2 separate regions of the Homo sapiens genome follow, and region 2 is linked to region 1. A link is an interaction called in ENCODE POLR2A ChIA-PET data of the cell type or tissue named here. Cell type or tissue: OCI-LY7. All regions are shown on one strand. Region 1 overlaps RABEP1 (rabaptin, RAB GTPase binding effector protein 1). Region 2 overlaps ZNF594-DT (ZNF594 divergent transcript).

Region 1 (5,000 bases):
TCTGGCTCCTGGGTTCAAGCAATTCTTATGCCTCAGCCTCCCAAGTAGCTGGAATTACAGGCATGCGCCACCTAGCTATACTTTACCTGTTTTTCCTTTTTTTTTTTTTTTTTTTTTTTTGAGACAGTGTCTTGCTCTGTCACCCAGGCTGGAGTGCAGAGGCACGATCTCGGCACACTGCAAGCTCCGCCTCCCGGGTTCACGCCATTATCCTGACTCAGCCTCCCAAGTAGCTGGGACTACAGGTGCCCGCCACCACGCCCGGCTAATTTTTCATATTTTTAGTAGAGACCGGGTTTCACCGTGTTATCCAGGATGGTCTCCATCTCCTGACCTCGTGATCCGCCCGCCTCGGCCTCCCAAAGTGCTGGGATTACAGGCACGAGCCACTGCGCTCGGCCACTTTACCTGTTTTTCTTCAGAATTATCTGTCACTTGTGGACTTGGCAATTTTGAGAGAGAGTCTCACTCTGTTGCTCTGGCTGGAGTGCAGTGGCACAACCTACGCTCACTGCAGCCTCCATCTCCCGGGTTCAAGTAATTCTTGTGCCTCAGCCTCCCAAGTAGCTGGGATTATAGGCGTGCACCACCATGCCCGGCTAATTTTTGTATTTTTAGTAGAGACAGGGTTTCTCCATGTTGCCCAGGCTGGTCTCAAACTCCTGGTCTCAAGCAATCTAAATACTGGGATTACAGGTGTGAGCTACCACGTCCAGCCAACTTAGCAATTTTATTATTTTGGATATTAATATTTTGTCAGTTATGAGGTATTGATATCTTCTTATAGTCTGTAGCTTCTCTTTTCAACTTTTTGTATTAATAGTATCTTTTAACAAAGAACTTTATATTATAATGTAGCTAAACTTGCCAGTTTTCCTTTCACAGTCAATATTTTTGTCTTATTTAGGAAACCTTGGGCCAGGCACAGTGACTCATGCCTGTAATCCCAGCACTTTGGGAGGCCAAGGTGAGTGGATCACATGAGGTCAGGGGTTCGAGACCAGCCTGGCCAACATGACAAAACCCCGTCTCTACTAAAAATACAAAAATTAGCCAGGTGCAGTGGTGCACGCCTGTAATCCCAGCTACTTGAGAGGCTGAAGCAGGAGAATCGCTTGAACCTGGGAGGTGGAGGGTGCAGTGAGCCAAGATCATGCCACTACACTCCAGCCTAGGCAACACAGCAAGACCCTGACTCAAAAAAAAAAAAAAAAAAAAAAAGAGAAAAGAAAGAAAGAAATCTTTTTGAAGACAACAAGGTGGAGAGAGTGGGTCTACCTATCAGATAGTACGACTTGAAGTAAAGCTACTATAATTAAGATAGTTCGTTACCGGTTTAGAAATAAACCTGTCTCCCGGGCTGGAGTGCAGTGGCCCAATCTCAGCTCACTGCAACTTCCACCTCCTGGGTTCAAGTGATTCTCATGATTCTCATGCCTCGTCCCGAGTAGCTGGGACTACAGGTATGCACCACCACATCTGGCTAATTTTTGTATTTTTTGTAAAGAAAGAGTTTCACTATGTTGTGCTGGCTGGTCTTGAACTCCTAAGCTCAAGCAATCTGCCCACCTCAGCCTCCCAAAGTGCTGGAATTACAGGCATGAGCCACCGCACATGGCCAGATAATAATTTATTTATTTTGAGACGGAGTTTCACTCGTCGCCTAGGCTGGAGTGCAATGGTGCGATCTTGGCTCCCCGCAACCTCCGCCTCCCAGGTTCAAGCGATTCTCCTGCCTCAGCCCCCCAAGTAGCTGGGATTACAGGCGGATGCCCAGCTAATTTTTGCATTTTTAGTAGAGGCAGGGTTTCACCATGTTGGCCAGGCTGGTCCCGAACTCCTGACCTCAGGTGACCCACCTGCCTTGGCCTCCCAAAGTGCTGAGATGGCAGGCGCGAGCCACCACACTCAGCCAAAAAGGGTATTTTTTAACAATCCATTCTTCACCCACTGATTTGTAATGCCACCTGTCATATATCAAATTTACACATATATAGGTCTGTTTCTGGGCTTTCTGTTTTATTGATCCATTTGTTTATCCCTAAACCAGTAACAAACTACCTTAATTATAGTAGCTTTACTGTGGTCCTGCTATCTGGTAGGTAGGCCAAGTCTCCTCATCTTGTCTTCAAAATTTTGCTAAGTATTTTCCTGTTCCTTCACTTCTCTATATGAAGTCTACTTCTAGAACTGAATTATCAAGTTCCTAATTAAACCCTATTGAAATTTAAGTAAAATTTAAAAATTTGGGGATACAATGTCTACTTTATAATGCTGTGTGTGTGTGAGACAGAGTCTCGCTCTACTGCCCAGGCTGGAGTGCAGTGGCACGACCTCAGCTCACTGCAACCTCTGCCTCCTGAGAGATTGGCACTACAGGCTTCCGCAACCATGCTCGACTAATTTTTGTACTTTTAGTAGAGACTGGGTTTCACCATGCTGGCCAGGCTGGTCTCAAACTCCTAACCTCAGGTGATCCCCCTACCTTGGCCTCCTAAAGTGCTGGGATTACAGACGTGAGCCACTGCACCCGGCCCAATGCTCTATCTTTTCATTCAGGAAAATACAGATTCAGGTCCTCATTTATTATGTAGTCTATAAGGACCCTGCCCATCTTTATTTAGCTATATTGGTAGCTAACTAGTTTTTCTTTTTCTTTTTTTTCTTTTTTTTTACTCTTGTGAATAGGATCAATCTTTTTTCCACCACTGCATTCTTCAACTGGTTATCACTGGGGCATAGAAAAACAATTATCTTAGTATGTTGATTTTGTTTGAACAACTTTCAAATTGTTGAACTCTTATTAGGTCTAACAATCTGTTGTACATTCTCTGGTTTCTTTATACAGACAATTGAATCAGTCTCGTTGCTTTCTTTCCAGTTCTTATGCCTCATTTCTGAATTACTGAGCATGGGTCTGCCCCAGAATGTTCCCACCATTAATGGTAAGGCTGCTAAATATTCACCCTTAACTATGTTTGCCAAAGGTTTGATAAATAGCCCTTTACTAAGTTATTGAGTGGTCAAATTTCTCAAATACCTCTCTGAATCCAAAATGAATATAATGCTGTTCTTCTACAATCATTTCACGTGTACACTGCAATGATAGATTTTCCGATAAATTTCTGGGAATACACCCTACTTGGTCATGATGTATTTCTCCCCCTTTATTTTACCTACGATGTTGAAAATTTTAGCTTCTGTATTCCTGAGACAGATCTATAATTTCTTCTCATACTACCTTTCTATGTGTTTGCTCACTTGTAGTGAAGATCTACTAGTCTCATAAAAACAGTTGGAGAGCTTTCTCTCTTTTTGTATTCCCTGAGAGTTCGTAAAATATAAGAATTTGCTCTTTCCAGAAAGTCTGGAAAAACTTACCTGTAAAATCAACAGTTTAATATCTTTTGGTGAGAGGAGGCAAGAGACAATAAGATTTTTTACTCTAGATCCACTTTCTTTAATAATTACTGACTACCTTTCCTGTTTTGGAATAATTTGGGCTAATTATCTTTTATTAGAAATTTTTTCATCTGTTTTCAAATTTATTTGTGTGACAGTTTATAGTATTTGTTATTTTTAAATTTCTACTGATTTGTAGTTATGTTCTTTTTTTTAAGACAGGCTCCCTTGCCCAGGCTGGCGTGCAGTGGAGCCACCATGGCTCACCACAGCCTCAACTCCTTGGGCTCAAGTGATCCTTCTGCCTCAGCCTCACAAAGTGCTAGGATTACAGGCATGAGCCTCTACACTCGGACTCACTTCTGATTTCTCATTTTTGTTTTCATTTTTCCTGATCAGTCTTACCAGAGATTTGTCTATAGTTTTTCCATTTTTTCATTATATTGATAGTCTCTATTGTTCTTTTGCTTTTCTATTTCACAAATTCCTATGTTTATATTATTCATTTCCATTTATTTTGTTTGTACTTTTTTTTTTTTTTGAGACGGAGTTTTGCTCTTGTTGCCCAGGCTGGAGTGCAATGGCAAGATCTCAGCTCACTGCAACCTCTGCCTCCTGGGTTCAAGCAATTCTCCTGCCTCAGCCTCCCCAGTAGCTGGGATTATAGGCGCCCGCCACCACGCCCAGCTAATTTTTTGCATTTTTAGTAGAGATGGGGTTTCACTACGTTGGCCAGGCTGGTCTCGAACTCCTGACCTCAGGCGATCCACCCACCTCAGCCTCCCAAAGTGCTGGGATTACAGGCATGAGCCACTGCGCCCGGCTCAGTTTGTACTTTTTTTTTTTTTTTAAAGATCTGGCATTATTCACATCATTCTAAATATTTTGTAATTACTTTTTCCATGAGTATTTTTTTCATGTCCAAGCATTTTAACTATCATTTTAGCGTAAATACCTGAATAACCCATAGTTACAGAATTGGGTCTGTGTAACCTCAATTCTAAGATAATGTATCTAAAAATAACTATACCTTGTCCCAGGTACTATCCTAAAGGTTTATAGGTATTAATTTATATGTTCCTCATAATAGCCATACAGTGGCTACTATAGGGATTAATTTATATGTTCCTCATAATAGCCATATGGTGACTATTAAGGTGGGCTTATTATCCCCATTTCACAGTTGAGAAAATCAAAGCACAGTATGATTAAGTAATTTGCCCAAGGTAACCCAGGCTACTAAATGCTGAGCTCTTAACTATTATGTTCTAGTACTGTATGCGATACCATCTCACTCTTGGATACCGAGTTCTGTGTGTCAATTACAACTAAATAACTAACCTGATAGTTCAAAATGTCTATAGCTCTACTAATAATTTTTTCTGATTGTATTCTGTAAAGGTCAATTTTAATCTGCTACTATATTTGTGAAAGTCAGTTTCTCCTTGTAATTGTCATTATTAGTTTATGCATTTCATGACTATGTAAGGTGCATTCAAGTTCATGACTATTATATCTTATTGATGAACTGTTTATTAGATAGGATCCCTCTTTATCTCTATTAGTGGCTTTTCCCCCTTATCCTATCTTTGTGATAC
Region 2 (5,000 bases), 150 kb after region 1:
CAGGTGGAAGGTGCAGTGAGCCAAGATTGCACCACTGCACTCCAGCCTGGGAGATGGACTGAGACTCCTTCTTAAGAAAAAAAAAAAAAAAAAAAAAAAAAAAAAGGCCAGGCGCAGTGGCTCACACCTATAATCCCAGCACTTTGGGAGGTTGAGGTGGGTGGATCACGAGGTCAGGAGTTTGAAACCAGCCTGGCCAACATGGTGAAACCCTGTCTCTACTAAAATACAAAAAATTAGCTGGGCGTGGGAGTGCGCGCCTATAATCCCAGCTTCTCGGGAAGCTGAGGCAGGGGAATCACTTGAATCCAGGAGGCGGAGGTTGCAGTGAGCCAAGATCGCGACACTGCACTCCAGCCTGGCAACAGAGCAAGACACCATCTCAAAATAAATTTAAAAAAAATAATAAATTAGCTTCAGCCACTTTGGAGAGCAATTTGGCAACACCTAGTAAAACTGAAATTGTGGACACTGTAAAACACAGCAACTCCACTTCGGGATAGATACCATAGAACAGCAGTCCCCAACCTTTTTGGCACTAGGGACGGGTTGGGAGGAAAGGGGGGAATGGTTTTGGTATGAAACTGCTCCACTTCAGATCATCAGCCATTACATTCTCGTAAAAGGCGTGCAACCCAGAGTCCTCATGTGTGCAGTTCACAATAAGGTTCGTGCTCCTATGAGAATGTAATACCGCCCCTGATCTAACAGGAGGCAGAGCTCAGGAAGTAATGCTCGCTTGCCCTCCACTTACTTCCTGCTGTGCAGCCTGGTTCCTAACAGGCCACAGACTGTACTGGTCCAGGCCCGGGCAATGGGGACCCTTGCCCTAGAACAGTGAGTCTCAAACCACTTGGTACCAGGTCTCCATTGCACTTAAAAATGATGGAGGGAGCCAGGCTCAGTGGTGAGAGCTTGTAGATCCACCTACTTAGGAGGTTGAGGTGGGTGGACTGCTTGAGCCCAGGAGTTAGAGGCCAGCCTGGGCAACATAGCAAGACTCAATCTCTACAAAAACTAAAAATAAAAACGTTAGCCAGGCATAGTGGTGAGCACCTGTAGTCCCAGCTACTTGGGAGGCAGAGGCGGGAGGATCACTTGAGCCCACGAGTTTGAGGCTGCAGTGAGCTATGGTGCCACTGCACTCCAGCCTGGGCAACAGAGTGAGACCCTCTCTCCAAAAAATAATAAAATAACTATATTTTCCCAAACAAAAAAATTAGTGAGAAAAGTGTCACTGTGTATGTTACATTTTTTTTTTCAAATCTCATATCTGGCTTAATAGAAAACATCTGAATTCTCCTATCTGCTTCTGCCATCAATTTGTTGCAATGTCGTATGTCATGTAGCCTCATGGAAAGGTCCATTGAACATTCGTGAGAAGAGTGAGCATGAAAAAGGCCAAATAACATCTTAATATTATTATGAAAATTGTTTTGGTCTCATGGCCCAGACCACTCTTTGAGAACCACTGCCCTAGAGAAACTCAAGTGTATGTATAAAACGTTCTTTGTAGTATTATTTGTTATAATGAGAAGGTGGAACCAACCTATCTGTCCATCAATGAGGGACTATAAGATCCACAGGGACTACACTGGTGTTGCTTTGCTCACCATTGCATTTCCAGTAACTTAGCATATATTAGCACACAATAGGTGCTCAGTCAACTTTTGTGGAAGTAGAGAAGGAAGGGAGAGAGGCAGAAAAGAAGAAAGTGAGGAGGTACAAATATTGTTCTGCAACCTGCTATTTTAATTCAACTCTACCTCATGGACATCTTTTCACAGATTTAGACTCTTAGTTCACAGGGTAGGAAAGCACAAAGGCCATAGGACTCTTGCATAATGGGAAGCTTATTTTTCTATTGTCTAAAAATAAAGGCGTATTTAAGATGTCTCTTTAGGCAGGGCGTGGTGGCTCACGCCTGTAATCTCAGCACTTTGGGAGGCCGAGGTGGGTGGATCACCTGAGGTTGGGAGTTCGAGACCAGCCTGACCAACATGGAGAAACCCCGTCTCTACTAAAAATACAAAAATTAGCCGGGCATCATGGCACATGCCTGTAATCCCAGCAATGTGGGATGCTGAGGCAGGAGAATTGCTTGAAGCTGGTAGGCAGAGGTTGTGGTGATCCAAGATCAGGCCATTGCACTCCATCCAACCTGGGCAACAAGAGCAAGACTTCGTCTCAAAAAAAAAAAAAAAAAAAAAAAAAAGTCTGTTTAATACAACCACGGGCTGCAAATCACTGCCACCTAGTGGTGTATTAAGAAGTTCACACATGGGGCCCTGGCGCGGTGGCTCAGGCCTGTAATTACGGCACTTGAGGAGGCCGACCTGGGTGGATCACCTGAGGTCAGGAGTTTGAGACCAGCCTGGCCAACATGGCGAAACCTCGTCTCTACTAAAAATACAAAAATTAGTTGGGCATGTTGGCGCGCGCCTGTAGTTGCAGCTACTCTGGAGGCTGAAGCAGGCGAATCGCTTGAATCCAGGAAGCAGAGGTTGCAGTGAGCCGAGATTGTGCCACTGCACTCCAGCCTGGGCAACAGAGCAAGACTCCATCTCAAAGCAAAAACAAACAAATGGCCAGGCACAGTGGCTTATGCCTGTAATCCCAGCACTTTGGGAGGCTGAGGCAGGAGGATCACCTGAGGTTGGGAGTTCGAGACCAGCCTGACCAACAAGGAGATACCCTGCCTCTACTTAAAATACAAAATTAGTCGGGTGTGCTGGCGCATGCCTGTAATTCCAGCTACTCTAGAAGGCTGAGGCAGGAGACTCGCTTGAACCCGGGAGGCGGAGGTTGCGGTGAGCCGAGATCGTGCCATTGTACTCTAGCCTGGGCAACAAGAGTGAGACTCCATCTCAAAACTACAAAAACAAACAGACAAAAACTGTCTTTTGTATGCTGCTGAGATGGCTGATGGCTGGGAGCCCCTAGATAACTTCAGGACGGGGGCTAGTTGCCAAAAAGATCAAGGCAGGATCTCCAAGGGAGGGGAGGGAGAGGGGCTGAAGGTTGAGTTCATCACCAATGGCCAATGATTTAATCAATCATGCCTATGTAATGAAGCCTTCATAAAAACCCCAAAGGATAGAGTTCTAGGAGCTTCCAGATAGCTGATCACATGGAGGATGGTGGATGGTTCCTGGAGGATGGCACTCAGAGAGGGCATGGAAGTGCCACACACCTTTCTGCATACCTTGCCCTATGCATCTCTTCCATCTGGTTATTAACCTATATCCTTTGTAATATCCTTTATCATAAATGGGTAAATATAAGTAAGGTGTTTCCCTGAGTTCTGTGAGCTGTCCTGGCAAACCCTAGGAGGGATTTGTGGGAACCTCACTTTAGAGCCAGTTTGTCAGAAATACAGGTCACAGCCAAGAGTTTACAATTGGCATCTGAAGTGGGCAGTAGTCTTGTGGGACTGCGGGATCTAACACTATCTCCAGGTAGATAGTGTCAGATTGAATTGAATTAGAGGACAGCTATCTGGTGTCTGCTAGAGAATTGCTCAGTATGTGGAGAAAGCCCCCACCCATCTGGTGTCAGAAGTATTGTGTTGAGTGACCGCATAAGACAGTAAAGAGGGCCAGGCTCAGTGGCTCATGCCTGTAATCCCAGCACTTTGGGAGGTTGAGGCAGGCAGACCGTGAGGTCAAGAGATCGAGACCATCCTGGCCAACATGGTGAAACCCCGTCTCTACTAAAAATACAAAAATTAGCCAGGTGTGGTGGTGCGCGCCTGTAGTCCCAGCTACTCAGGAGGCTGAGGCAGGAGAATCGCTTGAACCCAGGAGGCAGAGGTTGCAGTGAGCTGAGATCACACCACTGCACTCCAGCCTGGTGACAGAGCAAGACTCTGTCTCAAATAAAATAAAATAAAATAAAATAAAATAAGCTCCAAGACCGGGCACGGTGGCTCACGCCTGAAATCCCAGCAGTTTGGGTTTGGGAGGCTGAGATGGGAGGATTGCTTGAGCCCAGGAGTTCAAGACTAGCCTGGGCAACATAGTGAGACTCAGTTTCTCCAAAAGTACAAACATTTTCTGGGTGTTGTGGTGTGCACCTGTGGTCTCAGCTACTTGGGATGCTGAGGTGGGAGGATTGTTTCAGCCTGGGAGTTTGAAGCTGCACTGACCTGTGATTGCACCGCCATACTCCAGCGTGGGCCACAGAGTGGAGCCTCCCATCTCAGTTAAAAAGAAAAGAAAAGAAAAGAAATCTGGTAGGCCAGGAGTGGTGGCAGGTTTGGCTCATGCTTGTAATCCCAGCACTCTGGGAGTCTAAGGTGACAGGATTGCTTGAAGCCAGGAGTTCCAGAACAGCCTGGTCGATCTAGGCAGACCCCATATCTACAAAAAACTAAAAACAAAATTAGCCAGGCATGGTGGCAGTACCTGTAGTCCCAGCCACTCAGAAGGCTGGAGGATCACTTGAGCCCAGGAGGATGAGGCTGCAGTGAGCTATGATCATGCCACTGACAGAGTGAGACCTTGTCTCTTAAAAAAAAAAAAAAAAAAAATCTGTCAGGGTTAGTTGTCGTCAGAACCATTTTACATGTGTACGAATGTTTTCTTGTAATTCTTATACTACTTTTAAAATAACAAAATAAAGTTTAAAAAAATTTATTTTAAGAACTGAGATCTGCATAAGCCAGAAAAATGAAAATGGGAGGCAGTGGGTGTGGGGAAGACAGCAGCTGCATTTTTTTATTGAGAAATATATAAGTCTTGCCAAAAGTGGTTATTTTGGCTTTTTAGTCTTAAAAAGAATAGCTCTTCTTTTTGATCTCCTTTAGAGTTCACATGCTACCCCTGACAGCAGCATGGATTCATTATGTAATTTATTCATTCTACAAATATGTATGGAGTGCTGGCTCTGTGCCGGGCACTGGTGATACAGTGAATGTTGAGGAAAACCCAAGGCACTCTCAGGGAACCTGAAGTCATGTGGAGCTCTTTTATGTCATGCATGTTATCCCTTTTCCTATC

Evidence for each region. ChIA-PET counts read pairs that join two places held together with the same protein. Peaks named below come from ENCODE experiments on the same cell type or tissue, not always from the same donor. Only the 100,000 strongest peaks of a DNase experiment are listed, where the experiment ranks them.
Region 2: POLR2A ChIA-PET joins it to region 1 with 6 read pairs; 2 of 35 experiments call an interaction of 5 or more read pairs at or near these places.

The regions. Positions count from the first base shown.
Region 1 is chr17:5,339,892-5,344,891 of GRCh38, reverse strand. The region is part of intron 5 of RABEP1 (rabaptin, RAB GTPase binding effector protein 1); the gene reads right to left. Among named protein-coding and RNA genes, the nearest start is that of RABEP1, 60 kb to the right of the region's middle. In OCI-LY7, no CTCF peak of the experiment used is centred here; no DNase peak of the experiment used is centred here.
Region 2 is chr17:5,194,403-5,199,402 of GRCh38, reverse strand. All of the region lies in intron 1 of ZNF594-DT (ZNF594 divergent transcript), which reads right to left. Among named protein-coding and RNA genes, the nearest start is that of ZNF594-DT, 4.9 kb to the right of the region's middle. In OCI-LY7, a CTCF peak has its summit at 2,259 (motif pointing left); DNase peaks (open chromatin) are centred at 712 and 2,272; H3K4me3 peaks cover 370 bases; H3K27ac peaks cover 1,734 bases.